Linked DNA regions of Homo sapiens: region 1 is linked to region 2. Evidence: chromatin contacts called from ENCODE Hi-C or POLR2A ChIA-PET data. All regions are on one chromosome and are shown on one strand. The core of a region is the stretch at or near the end of the contact, and the rest is flanking DNA. Distances in the headings are between cores, read along the strand shown. Region 1 holds the start of KCTD12 (potassium channel tetramerization domain containing 12). Region 2 holds the start of KLF5 (KLF transcription factor 5).

Region 1 (3,406 bases), core at 1-2,500, 3.8 Mb after region 2:
AGGGGGTCTGGGGAGCTCACTCCCTGCAGAAGACGTACTCGGTGTAGCTGGTCCAGATCTTGTCCTCGCTCTGGTCGGTGCTGCTGGCAAAGGCGCAGGTGCCCGTGGAGCTGCACGCCACCATGTGGAAGCCCGACTCGGACAGCTTGTCGAAGGCCTGCTCCAGGAAGTTGAACTTGAGGTAATAGCGCGAGGTGTAGCGCTCCGGGGGACGGTCGGGGTCCCGGCTTTCGTTCAGGGTGTCCCCAAACACCTCCTTGGCCAGCGACGTCTTTCCGCAAACGGTGATGCGCGCCACTCGCCGGAACTTGGCGTCCGCCTGCGCGTCCCGCCCGATGGTGTAGGAGCCGCGGTAGCCGATGGTGATGTAGCCCGAGCGCCGGCTGCCGTCCAGCGACTGGGACGGCGTGAGCAGCGGGCCCGCCGCGCCCCCGGACGGACTGCGGCTAGCCAGCTCCAGCGTGGGCGACGGCGCCCCGGCAGAGGCGCCCTCCTGCTGTTCGGGCTCCGAGTAGCCAAGCGGCAGCAGCTCGTCACCCAGCGAGCCCTCCTTGTGCACCCCGCGCCGCGAGGGCGGCGGCCCCGGGCCGGGCTGCTGGGGCGCCCCGAGGCGGCGCACGAGCTCTGGCAGCTCGAAGTACTCGGCCTCGCGCTGCAGCCGGCTGCGCTCGGGGAAGTAGTCGGGCAGCACGAGCTGCAAGTCCCGCAGGTAATCCAGGATGTAGCGGAAGAGGAAGCCGTCCCGGTCCAGAAAGAAGCGGCCTTTGCTGTCCCGGGCCAGCTCCTGCGGCTGCTGCTGCGTGAACATGCGCCAGAGCAGCGAGTCGGGCACCGACACCACCGTGCAGCGCCGGGTCACGTACACCTGGCCCCCCACGTTCAGCTCCACGATGTCGGGGAAGAGCGGTGGCTCCGCGGAGGACGACGAGGAGCCACTGCCGCCCCCGCCGCCGCCCCCGTTGGGTAATCCACGTGTGCTGTCCGCCAGAGCCATGACAGAGAGGTGGCCGGGCCGGGACAGTGGCAGGAAGCCGCGCTGCACTCAGGAGCTGCAACCGCCTTCCCCGGAGCCCCGGAACCCGGACGCTCGCTCAGCCCTGCGCCCCGCCGCCGCCGCCGCCGCCACCGCCGCCACCGCCACCGCCGCCACCTCCTAGAGCCGCGCGGAGCCGAGCGGTGCGAGCGCGCCGCTGTGCGCCCCCTTGAGTTCCAGTGCGCTCCGCCCGCCTTGCCCGCGCGCTCCAGGCGAGTGCCGGGTCGCGGCCCGCGCGCTGCTTAAGTAGAGCCGCCTGCTCTGGTGCCGTGGCGCGCAGGAGGCGTGGGCGGCGGCGGAGCCTCGCTTACCGGGCGAGGGGAGGTGGGGAGCGGGGACTCGATTTGCATCTTAAACGCGGACGCCACGCGGGGCTGCTGGCTCCACCCCGGCTCGCGAGCGCTGGGGGCGCCCGGACTCCCACCCGCTCCCCACCCACCAGCCCCGCCCCGTGGTCCCGCCCAACTTTCTCCCTCTTCCGAAGAGGACCCGCCCGAGACTTGGCGGCTTCGGAAGACAGCTCCTTGGAGGGACAGTCACCGCGCCCCCTCCCCTCTCGCCCCAGCCCGCACCCAAGGACTCTGGAAGGAGGACGTGAACTTTCGGAAGCCTGTCGCCCCGGGAGTGGAAATGCGTGGCCGCCTCCGGCCCTCCCGCCTGCGGAACTGGGCGCTTCCAGCAGTGCAGCTGCGGCCTGCCATCGTTGGTTGTCGTGTCACTGAAAGTAGAGAGACGCGAAAAACCTGGAGAGACGAAAGAGCCGCCCCAGTCCGAGCGCAGCCAGATTTTGTTCAAGTTGCCTTGCAGCCAGCCTGGAAAATAAATAAATAAACCTAGAAACAAAAAGCAAACCTCAGTGTCCCGCAGTAGGATGCTTTACGATAGTTTATTTTCTGGCTGCAGAGACAAAATGAGATGAAGCTTCAAATCTGCTCTTAATTGCAATTCCCTCTTCCCGCAGGGCCTTCGAGGCACTTCACTTCGAAGTGAAGGGGTAAGACTCCGGAACGTTCGGTCTCCGGGTCCCATTCAGCCTTCGTTGAATCGCGCCCTTAGACTCACAACAGTTGCAGATCTAACGTAATTTTTAAAGCCACCTTTGGCGCCTGCATGTTTATCCTTCCAAAAGTCCAGGCGCCCCTTCTCTCCCGCATGCCTCGGTCACTCTTCGGCCCTGTCCAAGTTCCCGTCAGTCTCAGAAAGGGATATTTATATATCTGAAGGCCCTTGTCTGGATCCCATCTCTCAACTCCTGCTGCCTACACGTTTGCTTTTCCCCCTCGGACTGCAGCCCACAGAACCGCCCCCTCCCCCTGGAAGCTTTCCCTGGCTTCCCAGGTGGGTGGGGCCTCTGGATGGCTCCCTACACACTGTCTGCGCTGCTCCCAGCACGTTCTGAAATGTCATATTTATGAGTGATTATCTGATCACTGATTTGGGTATGAAAATAAGTAAGAGCTCCTGAATGCTGCAAAAAGAGAAGAGTGCAGAGGAGGGTGTCAAGAAATGATTGGGTCACTGAATGTTTCTTGTGTACCTGCTATTATTTGCAGGGCACCAGGGAGTGAGGAATGCAAAGGCGAATAATCTCCAAAGCGCTTTCAGTGTAGCCCAATAAGCAAAGGGTCAGGGGTCTGCGCAGTTATCACATCAGTTTGAAGTATAGACCACACATCAGGATAAATCAGGCAAGATCTTTGTTCTTGATAAAATTTATCCTTCTGTGTAACTACCCAGTGAGCTTCACAGTCTCCTCACAGATAAATGTCATTTTTATTTTGAAATGTTTATATCTGCTCAACAATTACCGCGCTCATGTCAGTGTGCTGAAATGAGATCAACCCCCAAACCAGTTATCTTAATTGCAAGTACAGATTTTGATACTGAATGTATTTCAACATTCTTTTTTTGTTGTTGTTCTGTTCTTTGGGATAAATAATAGATAACACAAAACTTCCAAGTCCCAGTGCAGGATTTCGAGGTGGTTGTGCTACTAGGCGTTATATTAGTGTCAGAGACCTGACAAAACCAGCCTCTTTTCTACAAATCCAAGAAAAGCCTTCTTTGTATCAGTTCTGCACATATTTTTGTATAATTACCATTGCTCATTGCATCAGCAAATCCTGCCAGCTCTGTGTTAAAAATCTTTCTAGACTATTAACGTATTTCACCATCTCCCTATCATCACCCTGGACCAAGCCACCATCATCTCTTGCCTGGATTATTGCACTGGTCTCCTAACTGCTTCTACTTCTGCTCCTACAGTCTTGTATCACCAGAACAAAAACAGGGACCCTGCTTATAATCCAAGGCTGGTATGTCACTCTGCTCAGAGCCTGCCAGTGGCTTCCTATCTCAGAAAGAGCAAAATCC
Region 2 (3,911 bases), core at 913-3,412:
AGAACCCCAACGCTAGCTTCATATCTATATTATGAAAAGTGGAAATATGAAAAATTAACAAGACTAAAAATATTAAAAACTTAGTTGTATGGTTTTTTTTTTGCAATGAAAAAGCTTTTGTAAATGAAAGCATGTTAAAAAGTGGTGTGAAATTATAGAAGCATTTCCAGTAAAATACATGGATTTTATTGCAGTGAAAACTTAGGTTGAAAGACCGGGCCACTGAAGCTCTCGTAAAAAGACAAAAGGAAAGGTCTAGATAGGTTTAAAAGCACATTAAGATACAGCTACCGAATGTATTAAATCTAAGTTAGATTTAGCTTAAAGTTACAAGAGCACAAAAGTTCTATTAAGAATTATCTACATCACATTTAGGTTTGATGTTATCAGAATTAAGTAACTAAAAATCTTTCAAAGCTCAATTTTTTAAAAGAGTTACATTAAATCCCATCCTAATTCTATAATCTGTTTCTAAGCTAATTAATTACATGATAGGTTTTACATTAGAGAAAAGCAGGACAGCTTTTTAAAGATGAAGATGGACAGCATGGGGCTGCTTGGTTAGAGAAAAACTTGCAAAAGCACTTATTAAATAATACTTTGATAACATGAAAGTAGTCATCAGCCATTCTCTGAAGGCAGTGATCACAGCTATAAAAATGAATCATGTGTCAACAGGAAGAGAAGGAAAAGGAGAAAAACCCAGTTTACAGCATAATTTTATATTTTCTAATAATAAATACATTTCTTTATGTGCATATTAATTTTCTACCCATTGAAAATGAGATCCATACCTTTGATAGATACACTCTTTGAAGTGAACGTTTTTATCCAAGACTTTTTTTTAAAGCTGTTTTACTCTGAAGTGATGAATAGGCTGTGGTATATGTAAAACTGTCTAATGGTATATTGTGTGTCAACATATGTACATTTGTAGTAATATCACAGGCATTTTTATTGCAGTTTATTGTTCCGTCCTCCCAATAAGCCAGATAAAATCATGTACAAGAACATTAAGGATTAAGGGAAGTGGTTTCCTTAGGTGATTGCTGGCAAAAATTCACCCTCCCATTATAACAACATAGTAAATGGATGGTAATATATTTGGCTATTACTTTCCAACAAATTTGGATTCCCAGTTTTCAGAGCTGCTCTGTGTCTATGTTTGCGGCTTTTTGATTGTCTCTTCGTAGGAAAAGGTGCCACAATGTGAGGTAAATGTGCTAGGTTTCTGCTTTGTAAATATTAAAGTCCATTTTTTGAACATACAGTGCTAGCAAAAATAAGTCAAAGATGTAATGTCTATTTAAATACACGTTTGAGCTAGTCGTGCTTAAATTAGATTCCATGCTTCGGCTAGAATCAACACGGCTTAAATATTAGAAACTTCAAAATTCATATGGCCCAAGCCCTCCTCCCCACACACGGATGGGAAGTAGAAATGTGTGGGAAAACGTCTAGCAATTAAAATCCTGAAGGAGTGGGAAAAACCCAGGCTTTTATGCAAGGATCTGAAAAAACGCTTGCCATCAAATCTTTTATTCAGGCATTCTGAATTTGCCTTGTTAAACGGATACACTCACTGCTAAAGATACACAGGGACAAGAGCTGTTTTAAATTTGTTTATCACACCGCCCCTAGTTTTCTGCTAAAGAGAAGTACATTTTGGATATTTAAAAGTACACACTCATTAGACAAATCTCTAAAAGCCTCAGCGCCCCTACCTAGCTGCCTTCTGGGTTTCAGCTTTTGAGTTTCAGGTCCTTGCACAACACCTAAGACGTGCAATACTCTTTTTCTTCCTAATCCTGGCAGAGAACAGTGCGAAGAGATCTCCCTCCGCGTCTCCACCCTAATTCCCCCTCTTCCCAGATTCCACCCGCTCCGCTACTTCCCTCCGCCCCCGGCTCCGCCAGCCCAATCTGTCAGAGAAGTTGTGTACAAACTGCGCGGCCGCCCTGCGCGCGAAGCTCGTGGCCCGAGAGGGGTGCGGTCGGGCCGACGGAGGCGGGGCCCTGGCTGCCTCTCTCCCTGCTCATAGGCTGGCCGCTCAGGCCTGGCCGGCCTCGGGGCCTCGGGATTCGCGGCGGCGCTGCCAATCAGGCGATCGGGCCCCGCCCCCCCGGAGTTGGGTGAAATAGAGGCGGGCGTCAAGTGTCAGTAGTCGCGGGGCAGGTACGTGCGCTCGCGGTTCTCTCGCGGAGGTCGGCGGTGGCGGGAGCGGGCTCCGGAGAGCCTGAGAGCACGGTGGGGCGGGGCGGGAGAAAGTGGCCGCCCGGAGGACGTTGGCGTTTACGTGTGGAAGAGCGGAAGAGTTTTGCTTTTCGTGCGCGCCTTCGAAAACTGCCTGCCGCTGTCTGAGGAGTCCACCCGAAACCTCCCCTCCTCCGCCGGCAGCCCCGCGCTGAGCTCGCCGACCCAAGCCAGCGTGGGCGAGGTGGGAAGTGCGCCCGACCCGCGCCTGGAGCTGCGCCCCCGAGTGCCCATGGCTACAAGGGTGCTGAGCATGAGCGCCCGCCTGGGACCCGTGCCCCAGCCGCCGGCGCCGCAGGACGAGCCGGTGTTCGCGCAGCTCAAGCCGGTGCTGGGCGCCGCGAATCCGGCCCGCGACGCGGCGCTCTTCCCCGGCGAGGAGCTGAAGCACGCGCACCACCGCCCGCAGGCGCAGCCCGCGCCCGCGCAGGCCCCGCAGCCGGCCCAGCCGCCCGCCACCGGCCCGCGGCTGCCTCCAGAGGACCTGGTCCAGGTAGGAAGAGCCGCTCCCCTCCCACCGCAGCACTCCCGGGCTCGGGCGTGTCCCGTTGCTGCGACTCGCGGGCGACAGGGGCCGCTCCAGGCTGGGGCGTGCGTCGGGGCGCACCGGAGCCGGTGCTGGGTGGGCAGCCCCGCCCTGCACGCCTGGCCGGGGCCCCGCGTTTCGCTGAGAGTAAATGGGGGGGGGGGCCGGGGGTGGGAAGGATGGAGGGGAATCTGCCCCGGCGGGTCGGCCTGGGAGAGGTAAGAGGGAGGGAACTGGGTGCTCACGCGCACCTTAGTTGTTTTTCTTACACTTGAGGGACGAAACCTTGTACCTTACGCTCAGTTTTACTTAAATTACGCCTTCGCCTGTACCGCTCTCCAATGCCAAGGCATTGGAGCCCTCCCCCCCATCCCCATCGTCTCGGGTTAAGTAGAAACGCAAATTGGGGTGCTGGGGAGAGGTTCCCCAAGGTTTCATACCCGGTGGCTCAACCTGCTTTAGAAGCGATTGCGGGCCGCGTTTGGAAAATGAGAGTTAGGAAAGCTAAGGTTGTGTCGGAGCGCTTATTTTTCCTTAAAAAAAAAAAAAAAAAAAAAAGACCGGGGGTGTTGTTTTCTTCGTGTGCACGTAAATTTCCTCCCGGAGCCGCGTTGAAAGCTGGCAGTTGGCTTTTACACTTGCCCAGCAGCCGAATTAGAGCAACCGCCTGTTTCTTTCGCCCACGCAGGGAGTCATATAGCCCAGAAAAAACTTCCCGGGACTTTTAGCCTGTCCCAAGGAAAAAAAAATTGGAAACATACCCACATGCAAACAGCTGGAAGAGCTAAAATCAGAAACCACTAACCGCCGCGGGAGCGCAGTGCACGAAAGGGTTTAGTTCAGTTTATTTCAAGACACTTCATTTAGTAGCTCTTTGGCGTGTCGTATATTTGCTACCCAGCGCCTACTCCGTGGGGTCTGCCAGGGTCTTGCTGTGAGAGGGCAGTGGCGTTTGTCAGAGATGTGACTCACATGATGAGAGCGTTAATTTTTATTTTTAAATCATGTCTATCCGGGAAACCCCGTCCGCATCCACACCAAGGTCCGAGATGAAACGCATTTGAAATGAAGTAGTAGCAGAAAATGACTGTCTTATTTACCTGTTAAGGTGCCACAGCTAATATATGCGCCA

The links. A loop is a pair of places that touch in the nucleus more often than their neighbours do. ChIA-PET counts read pairs that join two places held with the same protein, here RNA polymerase II (POLR2A). Pooled maps may share reads with other maps.
Region 1: a map of naive thymus-derived CD4-positive, alpha-beta T cell shows a loop between it and region 2 (8-fold over the local background). The contact joins the promoter of KCTD12 here to the promoter of KLF5 in region 2. A Hi-C loop is called at or near these places in 1 of 168 maps with a recorded cell type or tissue (naive thymus-derived CD4-positive, alpha-beta T cell) and 7 of 50 pooled maps. POLR2A ChIA-PET finds 5 or more read pairs at or near these places in 1 of 52 experiments (activated T-cell).

Annotation. Positions count from the first base shown.
Region 1 is chr13:76,885,155-76,888,560 of GRCh38, forward strand. KCTD12 (potassium channel tetramerization domain containing 12) reads right to left here and starts at 1,251. Exons shown (of 1, transcript NM_138444.4): 1 at 1-1,251. The coding sequence starts at 994. The coding sequence ends at 17. RefSeq lists an enhancer at 266-765 and silencers at 379-648, 1,049-1,478.
Region 2 is chr13:73,056,843-73,060,753 of GRCh38, forward strand. KLF5 (KLF transcription factor 5) reads left to right here and starts at 2,163. Exons shown (of 4, transcript NM_001730.5): 1 at 2,163-2,746. The coding sequence starts at 2,486. RefSeq lists silencers at 1,907-2,516, 2,837-2,926.